Linked DNA regions of Homo sapiens: region 2 is linked to region 1. A link is an interaction called in ENCODE POLR2A ChIA-PET data of the cell type or tissue named here. Cell type or tissue: B cell. All regions are shown on one strand. Links, peaks and the distances in the headings refer to the core of each region. The heading gives the core; the rest is flanking DNA.

Region 1 (5,367 bases), core at 313-5,312:
AATTTTTTTGTATTTTTAGTAGAGACGGGGTTTCACCGTGTTAGCCAGGATGGTCTATGATCTCCTGACCTCGTGATCCGCCCGCCTCAGCCTCCCAAAGTGCTGGGATTACAGGCGTGAGCCACCGCACCCGGCCCAAAATTTTTAATTAAAAATGTTTTAAATAGGCTGGGTTCAGTGGCTTTCACCTGTAATCCCAGCACTTTGGGAAGCCGAGGCGGGCTGATCACTTGGTATCAGGAGTTTAAGACCAGCCTGGCCAACATGGTGAAACCCTGTCACTACTAAAAATACAAAAATTAGCTGGGTGTGGTGGCATGCACCAGTAATCCCAGCTACTCAGACGTTGAGGCAGGAGAATCGCTTGAACCCGGGAGGCTGAGGTTACAGTGAGCCAAGATCACACCATTGCACTCCAGCCTGGGCAACAGAATGAGGCTGCGTCTCAAAAAAAAAAAAAAATTTATGGTAGCTCACACCTGTAATCCTACCACTTTGGGAGGCCGGGGTGGGTGGATCACGAGGTCAAGAGTTCAAGACCAGCCTGGCCAACATGGTGAAACCCCGTCTCTACTAAAAATACAAAAGTTAGCTGGGCATGGTGGTGTGCGCCTGTAATCTCAGCTACTCGGGAGGCTAAGGCGAAGAATTGCTTAACTGGGACCCAGGAGGCAGAGGTTGCAGTGAACCAAGATTATGCTGGCACTGCACTCCAACCTGGGCTGCAGAGCAAGACTCTGTCTCAAAAAAAAAATTTTTTTAGTCCGGGCACGGTGGCTCACCCCCGAAATCCCAGCACTTTGGGAGGCTGAGGGCAGATCATGAGGTGAAGAGATCGAGACCATCTGGCCAACATGGTGAAACCCTGTCTCTATTAAAAATAGAAAAATTTGCTGGGCGTGCGCCTGTAGTCCCAGCTACTTTGGAGGCTGAGGCAGGAGTATCGTTTGAACCCGGGAGGCGGAGGTTGCAGTGAGCCCAGATTGCACCATTGCACTCCAGCCTGGCGACAGGGCAAGATTCTGTCTCAAAAAAAAAACAAACGAAAGAAATGTTAAAACTTCATTTTACAATAGCATCAAACATATAAAAAATACTTAGGAACAAAAGAGGTCCAAGCCTGGGCACGGTGGCTCACGCCTGTAATTCCAGGACTTTGGGAGGCTGAAGCGGGTGGATCACAGGGTCAAGAGATCGAGACCATCCTTGCCAACATGGCGAAACCCCATCTCTACTAAAAATACAAAAATCAGCTGGGTGGGTACAGTGGCACACGCCTGTAGTCCCAGCTACTCAGGAGACGGAGGCAGGAGAATGGCTTGAACCTGGGAGGCCAAGGTTGCAGCGAGCTGAGATCGCACCACTGCACTCCAGCCTGGTGACAGCGCGACTCCGTCTCAAAAAAAAAAAAAAAAAAAGGCAATATTACCTCAGTTGATCTGTAGATTTCCTGTCTGATATCTCTGTCAGAGTACCAGCTGGGTTTGACAAGATGACCCTAAAGTCCATATAAAAACTCAAGGGCTGGGGCCAGGTGCAGTGGCTCACGCCTGTAATCCAAGCACTTTGGGAGGCCGAGGTGGGCGGATCACCTGAGGTCAGGAGTTCAAAACCTGCCTGACCAATATGGCAAAACGCCATCTCTACTAAAAATAACAAAAATTAGCTGGTTGTGGTAGCACGTGCCTGTAATCCCAGCTACTCTGGGGGTTGAGGCAGGGGAATCGCTTGAACGTGGGAGGTGGAGGTTGCAGTGAGCTGAGATCGCGCCACTGCACTCCGCATTGTTGACAGAGCGAGACTCTGTCTCAAAAAAAAAAAAAAAAAAGGCCTGGTGCGGTGGCTCACACCTGTAATCCAAGCACTTTGGGAGGCCAAGGCGGGTGGACCACGAGGCCAGGAGATCGAGACCATCCTCACTAACACAGTGAAACCCCGTCTCTACTAAAAATACAAAAAATTAGTGGGGTGTGGTGGCAGGCACCTGTAGTCCCAGCTATTCGGGAGACTGAGGAAGGAGAATGGCGTGAACCTGGGAGGCGGAGCTTGCAGTGAGCCGAGATCACGTCACTGCACTCCAGCTTGGGCAACAGAGAGAGACTCCGTCTCAAAAAAAACAAAAAACAAAAAACAGGGACACAGAATAACCAAAACAATCTTGAAAAAGAGGAACAAAGTCGGAGGAGTCACAGTTCCTTATTTATTTTATTTATTCATGTTTTTATTGTTATTGAGATGGAGTCTCACTCTGTCGCCCAGGCTGGAGTGCAGTGGTGCAAGCTCAGCTCAGTACAACCTCCGCCTCCCAGGTTCAAGTGATTGTTCTGCCTCAGCCTCCCAAGTAGCCGGGATTATATGCATGCGCCACCACACCTGGCTAATTTTTATATTTTTAGTAGAGATAGGGTTTCGCCATGTTGGGTGTTGGCCAGGCTGATCTCAAACTCCTGACCTCAGGGGATCCACCTGCCTTGACCTCTCAAAGTGTTGGGATTACAGGCGTGAGCCACTGCACCTGAGCTTGTATTTATTCATCTATTTTATTTATTTATTTATTTGAGATGGAGTCTGGCTCTGTCACCCAGGCTAAAGTGCAGTGGCACGATCTCAGCTCACTGGAACCTCTGCCTCCCAGTTCAAGCAATTCTCTGCCTCAGCCTCCCAAATAACTGGGATTACAGGTGCCTACCACCATGCCCAGCTAATTTTTTTGTATTTTTAGTAGAGACGGGGTGTCACCATCTTGGCCAGGCAGGTCTTGAACTCCTGATCTCATGATCCACCCGCCTTGGCCTCCCAAAGTGCTGGGATTACAGGCGTGAGCCACCATGCCCAGCCTATTTATTTTTCTTGAACACAGTCTCTGTCACTCAGGCTAGAGTGCAGTGGCATGATCTCAGTTCACTGCAACCTCTACCTCCCAGGCTCAGGTGATACTCTCACCTCAGTGTCTCCACTAACTGGAACTTCAGGTGCCCACCACCATGCCCAGCTAATTTTTTGTATTTTTGGTAGAGAAGAGGTTTCACCATGTTGCCCATGCTGGTCCCCAACTCCTGAGCTCAGGTGATCCACCTGCCTCGGCCTCGCAAAGTGCTGGGATTACTGGCATGAGCCACTGTGCCTGGCCGACTTTGAGTTATTTATTATTTTAATTTAATTTTTGAGGCAGAGTGTCGTCACTTTGTTGCCCAGGCTGGGTGGATTACAGGTGGCACGGTATCAGCTCACTGCACCCTCCACCTCCTAGGCTCAAACGATCCTCCCACCTCAGCCTCCCAAGTAGCTGGGATTACAGGTGCATGTCACCATGTCCAGCTAATTTTTTTTGTTGTTGTTGTTGAGACAGAGTTTCACTCTTGTTGCCCAGGCTGGAGTGCAATGGCATGATCTCGGCTCACTGCAACCTCTGCCTCCCTCCTGGGTCCAAGCGATTCTCCTGCTTCAGCCTCTAGAGTAGCTGCGATTACAGGTGCGCACCACATGCCCAGCTAATTTTTTGTATTTTTAGTAGAGACAGGGTTTCACCATGTTGGCCAGGCTGGTCTCGAACTCCTGACCTCAGGTGATCCACCCATCTCGCCCTCCCAAAGTAAATGGGATTACAGGCGTGAGCTACCGCTCCTGGCCTGTCCAGGTGATTTTTATATTTTTAGTAGAGATGAAGTTTCACCATGTTGGCCAGGCTGGTCTCTAACTCCTGGCCTTACCTGATCTGCCTGCCTCAGCCTCCCAAAGTGTTGGGATTATGGGCATGAACCGCTGCCTGACTTTAAATCTTACTTCAAAGCACAGTGACATAAGGATAGATACGTAGAATAGAATAGAGCTGACAGTCCAGAAGTAAACCATGTAGTTATATGGTCAACTAACTTTTGACAAGGGTATCAAGACCATTCATTGGGGGAAAGAACAGTCTCTTCAACAAATACTGTTGAGACAACGCGATAAGCCACATGGAGTGAAGTTGGACCCTTACCTTACACGTATATAAAAATTAACTTGGCCAGAGGCAGTGGCTCACGCCTATAATCCCAGCACTTTGGAAGGCCGAGGCAGGAGGATCACTTGACATCAGGAGTTCGAGACCAACTTGGCCAACATGATGAAACCCTGTCTCTACTAAAAATACAAAAAGTAGCCAGGCGTGGTGGCACAATTTTGTAATCCCAGCTACTCGGGAGGCTAAGGCGTGAGAATCACTTGAACTGAGGAGGCAGAGGCTGCAGTGAGCTGAGACTGCGCCACTGCACTCCAGCCTGGACAAGAGAATGAGATTCCATCTCAAAAAAAAAAAAAAAAAAAAAAAATTGGCCGGGCGCGGTGGCTCACGCTTGTAATCCCAGCACTTTGGGGAGGCCGAGGCAGGCGGATCACGAGGTCAGGAGATCAAGACCATCCTGGCTAACAAGGCGAAACTCCGTCTCTACTAAAAAATACAAAAAAATTAGCTGGGCGTGGTGGCGGGCGCCAGTAGTCCCAGCTACTCGGGAGGCTGAGGCAGGAGAATGGTGTGAACCCGGGAGGCTGAGCTTGCAGTGAGCTGAGATCGCGCCACTGCACTCCAGCCTGGGCGACAGAGCCAGACTCCGTCTCAAAACAAAACAAAACAAAACAAACAAAAATTAAAATGAACTACAGACCTAAATATGAGCTAACATTATTAAATTATTGGAATAAAACATAGAAGTAATTTTTTTTTTTTGAGATGGAGTCTCACTCTTGTTGCCCAGGATGGAGTGCAATGGCATGACCTCGGCTCACTGCAACCTCCGCCTCCTGGGTTCAAGAAATTCTCCTGCCTCAGCCTTCTGAGTAGCTGGGATTACAGGCACCTGCCACCACACCTGGCTAATTTTTTGTATTTTTAGTAGAGACGGGGTTTCACCATGTTGGCTAGGCTGGTCTCTAACTCCTGACATCAGGTGATCCACCCGCCTCAGCCTCCCAAAGTGCTGGGATTACAGGCATGAGCCACAACGCCCGGCTTACAAGACTTTTTTTTCCAGATGGAATCTCGCTCTGTTGGCTCAGGCTGGAGTGCAGTGGCGTGATCTCAGCTCACTTCAACCTCCACCTCCCAGGTTCAAGCGATTCTCCTGCCTCAGCTTCCCGAGTAGCTGGGATTACAGGCATCTGCCACCATGCCTAGCTAATTTTTATATTTTTAGTAGAGACGGGGTTTCACCATGCTGGCCAGGCTGGTCTTGAACTCCTGACCTCAGACCATCCACCTGCCTTGGCCTCCCAAAGTGCTGGGACTACAGGCATGAGCCACCATGCCTGGCTACAAGGCTTTTAAAAATTAGCTGGGCATAGTGGTGCACTCCTGTAGTCCCAGCTAATCAAGAGGCTGAAGTGGGAGGA
Region 2 (5,367 bases), core at 158-5,157, 140 kb before region 1:
ACTTGAGCTCAGAGTTTGAGACCAGACTGGGCCACATAGTGAGACTCTGTCTCTACAAAAAAAGAAAAGAAAGAATTAGCTGGGTGTGGTGGTGTGCACCTGTTGTCCCAGCTACTCAGGGGGCTGAGGCAGGAGGATCACCTGAGCCTAGAGTTCGAGACCAGCCTGGGTAGCACAGTGAGACCCCATACACCTGTAGTCCCAGCTATGTGGGCGTCTGAGGCAGGAGGATCACCTGAGCCTAGGAGTTCCAGACTGCAGGGAGCCATGGTCGAGTCGCACCACTGCACTGCAGCCTGGCCAACAGAGTGACCTTATTAAAAAAAAAAAAAAGGAAGAAAAAGAAAAAAAATGAACCTGGGTCTCAGTGACTCCCGGCCACATGGAGTACAGGGGCGGGGTAGGGGTTGGGCAGAGGAATAACAGAAGTTGCCTAAGAAGGGGCACACACTGACTCACGGTGACTGTGCTGAGTCAAGAGGCCCATGGGGACAGGCACAGATCTAGTCCTGCGTCATGCCTACCACCCAGGAAGGAAATCCAAGGCCCTCAGTCCTGCATTTGGGCCCCTTGGGCCGGGACTGACCCTCTCCTTCCTAACCCTCCCCACCAAACCCCCAGCAAAAACAACAAACAAAAAACCATTGTCACACCATGTCAAACCCCAGATGCAACCAGCAGGCCTTGTGCTCCCATGGTCTTTGCCTGGGTGCTTCCCTCTGCCTGAGACACCCAGCTGCACAGAAACACCCTTTTGCTTCCTCCCCAAGCAGGAACTCACAGCCAGTGTGACCTCTTCAAAAATTCATTTTCTTCCAGCTAGAGGGAATGTTCTGCTGTTTCTCACACAGTTCTCACACAGGCCACCCCTTTGCCCATGCCGCTCTCTTTATTTTTTTCTTTTCTTTTCTTTTTTTTTTTTTTTTTTGAGACAGAGTTTCGCTCTTGTCACCCAGGCTGGAGTGCAGTAGTGGTGTGACCTCGGCTCACTGCAGCCTCCACCTCCCAGGTTCAAGTGATTCTCCGGCCTCAGCCTCCCATGGAATTACAGGGGCGGGCCACCACACCCGGCTAATTTTTGTATTTTTAGTAGAGATGGGGTTTCACCATGTTGGCCAGGCTGGTCTCGAACTCCTGACCTCAAGTGATCCGCCCGCCTCAGCCTTCCAAAGTGCTGGGATTACAGGCGTGAGCCACCACGCCTGGCCTGCTCTCTTTCTTTCTTTCTATTTATTTATTTACTTATTTTTAATAGAGACAGGGTCTCGTTCTATAGGCCAGGCTGGAGTGCAGTGGCGTGAACACAGCTCACTGCAGCCTTGACCTCCCAGGCTTAAGTGATCCTCCCACCTTGGCCTCCCGAGTAGTTGGAATTACAGGTGCTCAGCACCACACCCTGCTTATTTTTGTATTTTTTGTAGCGATGAGTGTCTCGCTATGTTGCCCAGGCTGGTCTCAAACTCCAGAGCTTGAGCGATCCTCCTGCTCTTGGCCTCCCAAAGTGCTGGGATTCCAGGCCTGAGCCACTGTGCCTGGCCCCTTATTTCTATTTCTGGTTACCTCCTATCCATTCTTCAGGGATACCACTCCGGGAAGTCCTCCCTGTCCCTCAGTCTGCGCTGCTCTCTCCCCGACACCCCCGCTCTCCCGGTGCCCTTTTTCTCCATGGCTCAGCCTTGTTCACAAGGGGTTGGGGGTGTCTGTACCCTGGTTTGTCCCCTATTTAAAGACTAAGGGCTGGCTGGGCACAGGGGCTCATGCCTGTCATCCCAACACTTTGAGAGGACGAGGGGGGTGGGTCACCTGAGGACAGGCATTTCAGACCAGCCTGGGTAACATGGTAAAACCCTGTGTCTACAAAAAACACAAAAATTAGCTGGGCATGCTGGTGCATACCTGTAGTCCCAGCAATTCAGAAGACTGAGGTGGGAGGATTGCTTGATCCTGGGAGGTGGAGGTTGCAGTGAGCTGAGATCGTGCCCCTGCACTCCAGCCTGGGTGACAGACTGAGACCCTGTCTCAAAACAAAAACAAAAAACAAACAAACAAAGGACTGAGGGCTCCTTGGGGGTTAGACAGAGGATGAGGCTTCTTGAGGGTCCCAGCATCCCCCAGCATGGAGTGAGCAAAAAGCAGGTGACGTAGGACGGTTTGGTGACTCAGGAAGGGGCTGAAGGAGCTGGGAAGCCCAGCCCAGAAGAGCCACTTCAGGGCCGGGCGAGGTGGCTCACGCCTGTAATCCCAGCACTTTGGGAGGCCAAGGTGGGCAGATCACGAGGTCAGGAGATCGAGACCATCCTGGCTAACATGGTGAAACCCCATCTCTACTAAAAATACAAAAAATTAGCCGGGCGTGGTGGCAGGTGCCTGTAGTCCCAGCTACTCGGGAGGCTGAGGCAGGAGAATCACTTGAACCCAGAAGGTGGAGGTTGCAGTGACCCAAGATCGCACCACTGCACTCCAGCCTGGTGACAGAGTGAGACCCTGTCCCCCGAAAAAAAAGCCACTTAGCCACTTCAGGGGCCTCAAACCACTCTGTTCAGTATAATTTTGCAGGCGGGGGTGGTCTATGGTTCCACAGAAGGGTCTAGGGATTGAGGGGCAAAGTTAGGGCCCTCAAGGAAAGGCCAGCTCCTCCCTTGGCCCATCTGAGAAGGGGCTTTCTTTCTTTTTTTTCTTTATTTTATTTATTTATTTATTTATTTTGAGACAGAATGTCATTCTGTCACCCAGGCTAGGCTGCAGTGGCTCGATCTCGGCTCACTGAAACCTCCGCCTCCGGTGTTCAAGCGATTGAGAAAGGGCTTTCTGCTGGAATGGATGCTGTAGGAGGTGCTGAGCTCCTCATCACTAGGAGCAACCAAGGACCCTGGACACACATTTCACTAGGCAGGAAGTTCAGAGTCTGTGACTGCTGATACAGCACACCCTGATCTGTGGGAGAGGGGGAAGTAACGGTGAAAACCCAGGCAGAGGACTTCACGGGGGAATACAGACTAAAAGAAGAAAGACCCGGCCAGGAGCGGTGGCTCATGCCTGTAATCCCAGCACTTGGGGAGGCTGAGACGTGCGGATCACTTGAGGTCAGGAGTTCGAGACCAGCCTGGCCAATATGGTGAAACCCCATCTCTACTAAAAATACAAAAATTAGTCAGGCTTGGTGGCAGACGCCTGTAATCCCAGCTACTTGGGAGGCTGAGGCAGGAGAATCACTTGAGGCAGGAGAATCATCCCTGCAACCCAGGAGGCAGAGGTTGCAGTGAGCCGAGATCGCACCACTGCACTCCAGCCTGGGCAACAGAGCAAGACTCTATCTCAAGAAAAAAAGAAAAAGACCCCGCCGGGTGCAGTGGCTCAAGCCTGTAATCCCAGCACTTTGGGAGGCCGAGGTGGGCGGATCACAAGGTCAGGAGATTGAGACCATCCTGGTTAACATGGTGAAACCCCGACTCTACTAAAAATACAAAAGAAATTAGCCGGGTGTGGTGACGGGCGCCTGTAGTCTCAGCTACTTGGGAGGCTGAGGCAGGAGAATGGCGTGAACCTGGGAGGTGGAGCTTGCAGTGAGCAGAGATTGTGCCACTGCACTCCAGCCTGGGAGACAGAGCGAGACTCCATCTCAAAAAAAAAAAAAAAAGAAGAAGAAGAAAGACCCATCTACAAAGCACCCGCTCAGCCGAAGATGGGGTCTCAGCTGCGGGTTCCTGCCACTGCCCTCCAGCCACGGTGGTGGGACCCACCCAAGGTGTCCAGATCCCTAGGGGACTGGGCAGTCGGAGCAACCCTTCCCATGGCCTTGCAGCTGCGGCCGCACAGTTCCCAACATGGTGGGGGTGGGCTTGAGCCCCCTCCCCGGCCCCTGCTGGCTGCCTTGGCTGGGGACTGCATTTCTCCTCCATGAGCTCAGTCCCTGGGGACGCGGGACCTGGGGCCAGGCCAAGACACAGCTGCCGGCCCGCTGACCGGGAACCTGAGAATGTGCCCTTGGCTTCTCCTCTTGGGACTACAGTCCCGCCCTCTGCGCGGAAGCTGGGGCCAGGTTCTCGAGCCAGGCAGTGGGCTGTGGGAGCCTAGTGAGAACCAGCAGGAGTGAGGGCAATTGAGTGTGGGCCTTCGGCAAGTGTGGGGAGGCTGGACCCAGCCATGTCCCCTGGACACTGCTTCCCTGGGACACTCCGATGCTTGAAACTTCCATGGCTCCCCATTGCCTGAAGTGACACAATTCCTCCCCACCTCATCAGCTTCATCTCCCTGCCTCTCAGCCTTGTCAGCCTTTGCATGCAGAGTTCCCACTGGTAGGAAAATGCTTCTCATACTACAAAGGCTCCTTTCCCCTGGCTGCTCACTCTGAACCTCCAGCTCTTCTCACCTTCATTCAGTCATTCAACAAACATTTACTGGACACCTACTTGGTGCCAGGCCTTATTGTAGACAGAGGTGACCCAAGACAGAGCCAGTTCCTGCCCTGAGAAGGGAAGCAGACAAGAAACAAATAGGCAAACAAGAACCATCAAGGTTGAGTGCAGTGGCTCACGCCTGTAATCCCAGCACTTTGGGAGGCCAAGGAAGGAGGATCACTTGAGTCCAGGAGTTCAGAACCAGCCTGGTCAACATAGCGAGACCCCACCTGTCTCTTCAGAAGAAAAAAAAAAATTTTTTTTTGAGATAGAGTCTCGCTCTGTCACTAGGCTAGAGTGCAGTGGCACCATCTCCACTCACTGCAACCTCCACCTCCCGGATCCAAGTGATTCTCCTGCCTCAGCCTCCTGAGTAGCTGGGATTACAGGCATGCGCCACCACGTCTGGCTAGTTTTTTTTTTTTTTGTATTTTTAGTAGAGACAGGGTTTCACCATGTTGGTCACGCTGGTCTCGAACTCCTGAGCTCGTGATCCACCTGCCTCGGCCTCCCAAACTGCTGGGATTACAGGCATGAGCCACCATGCCTGGCCTAAGAAAATTTTTTAAATTAGCCAGGCATAGGTGGTGCATGCCTGTAGACCCATCTACTCCCGAGGCTAAGGCAGGAGGATCACTTGAGCCCAGAGTTTGAGGCTGCAGAGAGCTATGATTGTGCCATTGCACTTCAGCCTGGGCAAAAGAGCAAGACCCTGTCTTAAAAAAATAATAATAAAGAGGCTGGGTGTGATGGCTCATGCCTGTAATCCCAGCACTTTGGGAGGCTGAGTTGGGTGGATCACCTGAGGTCAGGAATTCGAGACCAGTCTGGGTCAACATGGTGAAACCTCATCTCTACTAAAAATACAAAAATTAGCCGAGCACGGTGGCAGGTGCCTGTAATCCCAGCTACTCAGGAGGCTGAGGCAGGAGAATTGCTTGAACCCGGGAGGCGGAGGTTGTCATGAGCT

Evidence for each region. ChIA-PET counts read pairs that join two places held together with the same protein. Peaks named below come from ENCODE experiments on the same cell type or tissue, not always from the same donor. Only the 100,000 strongest peaks of a DNase experiment are listed, where the experiment ranks them.
Region 2: POLR2A ChIA-PET joins it to region 1 with 6 read pairs; 6 of 35 experiments call an interaction of 5 or more read pairs at or near these places.

What each region holds. Positions count from the first base shown.
Region 1 is chr19:15,347,019-15,352,385 of GRCh38, forward strand. All of the region lies in intron 3 of LOC124904643 (a long non-coding RNA gene), which reads left to right. Among named protein-coding and RNA genes, the nearest start is that of BRD4, 17 kb to the left of the region's middle. In B cell, for the core only: no CTCF peak of the experiment used is centred there; a DNase peak (open chromatin) is centred at 2,199; H3K27ac peaks cover 549 bases.
Region 2 is chr19:15,209,985-15,215,351 of GRCh38, forward strand. No RefSeq gene overlaps it. Among named protein-coding and RNA genes, the nearest start is that of NOTCH3, 12 kb to the left of the region's middle. In B cell, for the core only: no CTCF peak of the experiment used is centred there; no DNase peak of the experiment used is centred there.